Linked DNA regions of Homo sapiens: region 2 is linked to region 1. The links are chromatin contacts, found by Hi-C or POLR2A ChIA-PET in ENCODE. All regions are on one chromosome and are shown on one strand. Each heading gives the region's core, a stretch centred on a gene start or an enhancer-like site at or near the end of the contact. The rest is flanking DNA. Distances are from core to core; before and after follow the strand shown.

What was found. Hi-C counts contacts between places; a loop is a spot of excess contacts on that map. ChIA-PET counts read pairs that join two places held with the same protein, here RNA polymerase II (POLR2A). Pooled maps may share reads with other maps.
Region 2: a map of Caco-2 shows a loop between it and region 1 (7-fold over the local background). The contact joins two enhancer-like sites. A Hi-C loop is called at or near these places in 2 of 168 maps with a recorded cell type or tissue (Caco-2 and Calu3), 1 of 37 single-sample maps with no recorded cell type and 2 of 50 pooled maps. POLR2A ChIA-PET finds 5 or more read pairs at or near these places in 1 of 52 experiments (AG04450).

Annotation. Positions count from the first base shown.
Region 1 is chr12:42,920,816-42,923,669 of GRCh38, forward strand. No RefSeq gene overlaps it. Among named protein-coding and RNA genes, the nearest start is that of LINC02450, 230 kb to the left of the region's middle. Within about 2 kb of position 1,261, at least 2 of the 41 ENCODE cell types and tissues checked have a DNase peak (open chromatin) inside an H3K27ac peak, as active enhancers do.
Region 2 is chr12:42,960,116-42,963,064 of GRCh38, forward strand. No RefSeq gene overlaps it. Among named protein-coding and RNA genes, the nearest start is that of LINC02461, 190 kb to the right of the region's middle. RefSeq lists an enhancer at 504-1,703. Within about 2 kb of position 1,401, at least 6 of the 41 ENCODE cell types and tissues checked have a DNase peak (open chromatin) inside an H3K27ac peak, as active enhancers do.

The DNA.
Region 1 (2,854 bases), core at 11-2,510:
GCTTTGTAGTTCCTGCACAGGTGCAACATAAAAAGTATTTAAGAAGTTGAATAGGCACTAGCCCACTCGACCCTGCCTCCAACTGTGTGCCTTATACTCCAAACTGGGTCCACCTGTAGCCTCTGTCCACACAGTCTGTTCTCTCTAACTGGAAATGCTTCTCTCCAGTTCTCTAAGGATTTCCCACACATCTGTGATAGATTAAAGATGGCTGCAAATCTTTGCTACTCCTTTCATTGAGAGATGGGATCTATATTCCTTCACATCGAATCTGGCTAGGCTCTGTGAATGCTTAACCACTAGAACAGGACAAGCCCAGGCCTCAGAGACTTGCAGCTTCCACTTCCTACTACTTGGAAAGCAGGTGCTGGAGGAAGCCAGCTGCTGTGAATTGATCTGACTACCCTGAGACTGCCATGCTGGTGTGAAGCCCAAGCCATGTGGAGAAGCCCTGGAGAATGAGATGCTGTGTGAAGAGAAGGAGAGTCTGAGGAACACCGAGATACTAGACAGGCAAGTGAGGGACCTTCTGGGAAGTGGATCCTTCAGCCTCAACTGCCTCCATGGACACTGTGTGGATCAGAGATGAACAACCCATCTGAGCCCTTCCTGAATTCCTCACCAACACATCAGGAGCAAAATAAGATGAGTGTTTTAAGGCTGTAAGTTTTGTTTGTCGCACAGAAATAAATATCTGGAACAATATCCTTCAAGACCTTGTTCACATATTACTGCTTGGGGGAACCAAGCAGTAATTGTTCTGTTTTGGGGGGCAGAGTGATTTTTTGTCTTATTTTCTCCAAAGTCCCTATGTCCAAAGCAGCAGCAGTGGCTTCCTTTTGTTAAATATCTCCTACATCTCAGGCACAGCACTTGCTTTTATGCATATATTTCCTTACTGATTTCTCAAAACAAATCTATCAAGATGTCCTCATTATATTGATCAGGAAGTTGGGACTCATAATTATTGAAGGTTACGCAATGGTAAGCTGTGGAGCTGGGATCTGGACCCAGTTCTGCGTGGCTCTTTCCATAGCAGTGCACTGTGTTTATTCCACCACTGTCATTCTAGATAACTATCTGCTTACAGATCTTTCTCCCACACCACACTGTGCAAGGGAGAGTTTCTATTCACTGCAGTGCTTCCCAGCATCTGGCATAGTGTCTCATGCTCAATAAATGTTCATTGAATGAGTAAACGGCCTGCAGGACAATTTTCAGAGAGTCAAATACAAGGCCCTATTCATGTAGAAACAGAATTGCTTTCTAGTGAAAAGGTAATAAGTCTCAGCAGTCCTCTGAAATCCAGATGGCAATGCCTACCTCCTCCATCCTGAGAATGTCAGCAATGGTAACATTGCTGAGTGTTTGGCCAAGGGACTGGCCTATCTTTACTTGAATCTTGAACACACAATACCTCAGCAAGTTCACAGGGAGCCAATATTGTTATCTGCTGTTGGTGTGAGACAACATCTCTTTAATAAATGAGCCAATTCCTAAACAATAGTGAACTCAGTCACCTCTGTGGCGAGTGTATCCTTCTATCTTTTACTGCTAAAGCTATGGGAATCAAGAATGCAGGGCAGGTCCTTACTTGAAAGGAGGGAGACAGATAAGCCGCATTAGATAATGCGGCACAGCCTAGATGTAGATAAGATGTTACGGAGGCTGGACTTTCCAATTTGCTGGTGCTCTCATCCTCATTTATTACGGACGAGAATTTTCCCTGGATCCTCTCAATCTTGCTATTGTTGACATTGTATTCTGACACTTTATTGGGAGGACTCCATAAGCATTTGCTTACCAGGATTCGGTATAGAATATGTAGGAGAAAACAGCACAGCCTGACTCCTTTTGTAAAAGCAGAACTGATGTGAGGAATTTCCAAGTAGAGCCAGTTAAATAAAATGCCAGTTTATAGCTTCAATCCTGCCAGATGATCTGAGATAACTTACAAAATGTGCCCTCTTCACAAGAATGTTTACATGGAGAAATAGCTGCAATAAATAATGAGCAACTGTCTGAAAGAGAGATTAGACTTCAGGGTGTTACTTTCTGTGTCACGCGGGTACCCCTCAGTGTGAAGTTAGGGACCTGTAAATCATTTAGGGGAGGGTAGAGATTTAGTTAATATTGTCCTATATTGAAAGAGAAAAATAAATTCCCATGATAGGATTTTTACATTTGTTAACGTATTTAATGAAAAAGAAGGATTTTGTGATGGACTGTGTTTTTAAATTCGCTTTCTGTTCCATTCTCTGAATACACCGAGGTTTAATTAAAAAAAAGTATAGTCTTGTAGGGGCAAAGTGGCTATAATCTTGTGGGTTTTCTGATGTGCAGACACTCTTTTGCTGGCCATCTGAAGGCCTGTACTCTTGTCAATAACATGTCAGCTTTGTACGCCGTCTGAGGAATGTGTTTGAAACTCAAGGGGAAAATATGGATCATCCACTGTTTGTATTATATTTCTTTCTTGCATGTCTGTCATTTTCATTGGAACATTCAGTAAAATTAGGTCAGTTATGGTTTTAGTTAGCAATGCAGCTCTTGTGTTGTACACAAATCATATGATGTTTCTAATTATCTCTGCTTTTTAACATTGATCTGAAACCAAATCCTTAACTATGCATGGCTTAGAGGTGTTTCTCTTTTCCCTTCTCCTTTTTGTTTTGACTTCTTTCTGGAACTAAAATGAAACTTAATCTTGAAACAGCAAGATATAATAGTTTTGGCTTTATAGGCAGCTTAAAAGTCCAGGGTTAAGAGGAAAAGAAATGAATAATTATTAGTTATACAGTTGTAAGTGGAAATTTTTGAAGTAATTAATTGGGTGATCCACTACTCTTTTTCT
Region 2 (2,949 bases), core at 151-2,650, 39 kb after region 1:
GTGATGTCATCAACACATTAAATGAGAACATTTGAGACTTCCAAGTTAAAAAAGAAGTAAATTTTGGCAGGGAACTCAGAAGGTGGTACGGAAGCGGTAGTGTGGTCTCCTTTCAGTTGCACCTGAGTAATGCAGTAATGCTGATGAGTAATGCAGAGGTCAGTGTGCTGGGTGCTGATCAGCAAAAATAAAGAGATATAAAACTGAGAGTCAGACCCCTTTATTCTTAAAAAACACTGAGATGTTTCCCTCTGCCTGATTTTTTGTGGGAATATTTATACTGGAACTTATCCAAAGTTGAGTCAAGTCCGGGTGAGTGAAGCAGCCTCCAGGGAATAGTGTGCCTGTCCAAAACAGGTAATTACCTTGGCCAGAGTTTGCTATATGAATGCACACTTTGCTCCCAACAAAGCCTTTAACTTGCTCAGCCTCTCTCTTGAATTGGGCCCATTGTGCCTCACTAAACTTTTGAAATTTTATTGGCTCTTCATATTTTACTTTCTGTCTTTAGATACAATTTAACGCATTTACTGTCACAATGCACTCAAGCGCTGTGACTAAGAAAGTAAGAGATAACTGTGGATAGACAAGAAAGAAAATTTCTAGATTGAAGATGCACGTTGACTCAAACTGTTATTTCAGAAAGAGCATCTTAATGTCTTCTAGATCAATAACTCTTTTTGAATATCTTTTATGTGCAAATCAGTATGTTAGATTCAAATATGTACAAAGAGAAATAAGGAATGGTGCTACCTTTACATAATACGTTGTGAGACAAGGATCAAATCCATAATTAATCAATAATCAAATCCAGCATATAGATATATAACTATATTTATTCATTTATTTATTTATTGAGACAGAGTCTCATTCTGTCACCCAGGCCGGCGTGCAGTGGTGCCATCTTGGCTCACTACAACCTCCGCCTCTTGGGTTCAAGTGATTCTCTTGCTTCAGCCTTCTGAGTAGCTGGGATTACAGGTGTGCGCCACCACACCCAGCTAATTTTTGTATTTTTAGTAGAGATGAGGTTTCACCATGTTGGCCAGGCTGGTCTCGAACTCCTGACCTCAAGTGATCCACCCACCTCAGCCTCCCAGAGTACTGGGATTACAGGCGTGAGCCACCTCACGTGGCCAGCATGTTAAATATAGTAAAAATAGAATGAAAATATAGCAATTGATTTTGTGAAGCTCTTTACGTTGTTAAAATAGAGGTATGCAAATTGGATGAAAGCTCACTTTGTTAAGAGGTAAAGGGAAACCTTAAGTGGCTTGCATTTGGTTATCCATAAGCATTCTGAGTCTCATAGATAAAACCTGGGATTTTATTATGAGGTTATTATCACACTGAACTAGAAGTCAACCTCAGACCTCTCAGCTGCATAACTTGGCAGTTCCAAATACTGCGCCCACATTCCTTGGCAAAAACAAGCTCCCAAGAATTTTGAGTTCTTAACCTCTACATTTTCTTGGTGGTATGTCATCAACCACACCTGTAGGCACGATCTTTGTTCCTTTAACATTCCATTGAGCTTTGTACAAACAGTTAATCTACCCAACACATACTCTCAATTTTCAGAGTATTGGATGATGCAATAAATATTGAGAGACTTGCAGAGATAAAACAAGCGAAAGCATTCTAGTGATTCTTATTTTTTATTAATTCTGAGATGTCTTTCATAATCTATGAATTTTCTATTTAGGTTTTATTTTGAAAGGCACTGGCCCAGAATAAAGACTCTTATCTCTCATTTCTAGGAAAGGCATTGTGTCTCAGGGTATCCTTACCTTTTTCGGTTTGTTTTCTCCATATTTTGGGCCTGGGAAGGGTAGGAGCTTGATTTTTCTTGTTTTCATATATTCCCAGCAATGCATTTAAAATAAAATTTTATATTTGATTCAGCATTTAGGATCTTATTGTTCAAGGGCTATTGAAAATATTTAGTTCACCATACTTTTTAAATTCGAAGTTTTCTCTAGAAACTCAAAGGAAGTGGAATAAATGAGTATGACTTTATCTCATTCTTTTCAGCTCTATCTCATGCTCTAGCCATAAAACACTCTTTTTTTTTTTGCAATGAATAAACCAGGTATTGCAATCAGTTCATTGATATAATTAGAAAACACATAGAATTCTATTAGATTGTCTTCTATACTTTCTGCAGCACCATTTCCACTCTCAGCCCCCATTTCACTCCCTAAAGCAACTTCCAGTAGCCAGGATATTTTAGTGGTTCTTGTGGCAATAAGAGATGTGACCTGGTCCTCTCCTGAAAGAGTAATAGAAAGTCAGACTTTTTTTTTTTTTTTGGCTTTTTATCCATGCAGTCTTATCTGATAAACCTTGCCTCGTGGAAGAGAGTTTCATGGTGGAACGTGGGTTGGTGTACTGTTGTTAGGGCTCCAGATAGAATTGGGGTTTTATCTAAACAGCCAGAAGGGTCAGTTAAGATACAGAAGTAATGATGATGAGATTGGTAATGATAACAAATACATATCAGTGCTTACTATCTGCCAGGCATTGTTTTATGCATTTTACATATTGAAACCATTTGGCCCAGAAATGATAAAAAGAAGACAAATTTCAGTTTTGTTTTACATTAGCAATAGGTGATTAGTTACATCTGGGCCTTTTTTATATGTTTATTTAGTGAGTTAATAGTTTAGGTTTTTGTTTTAGAGGCAAGTGGTAGGTAAGAATAGGTGTGTCTTCTTTGCATTTAGGACAAAAAAATTGAGAACTACACTAGATACAGAGTTAACTAAATTAAATTAATTAAACTATAACCCTTAGAGCCCTTTCCATCATTTGTATACAACTGGTGTCTATCACCCGGCAAATGAGCAGAGAAGAAAATGAGTTATTGTCTGCCTTTATACCTGCCTGTGTTCCTCTATAATTTTCAGCAAATATTTCTTCTTCTTTTAAGTGTTCCCTCAATGCCAG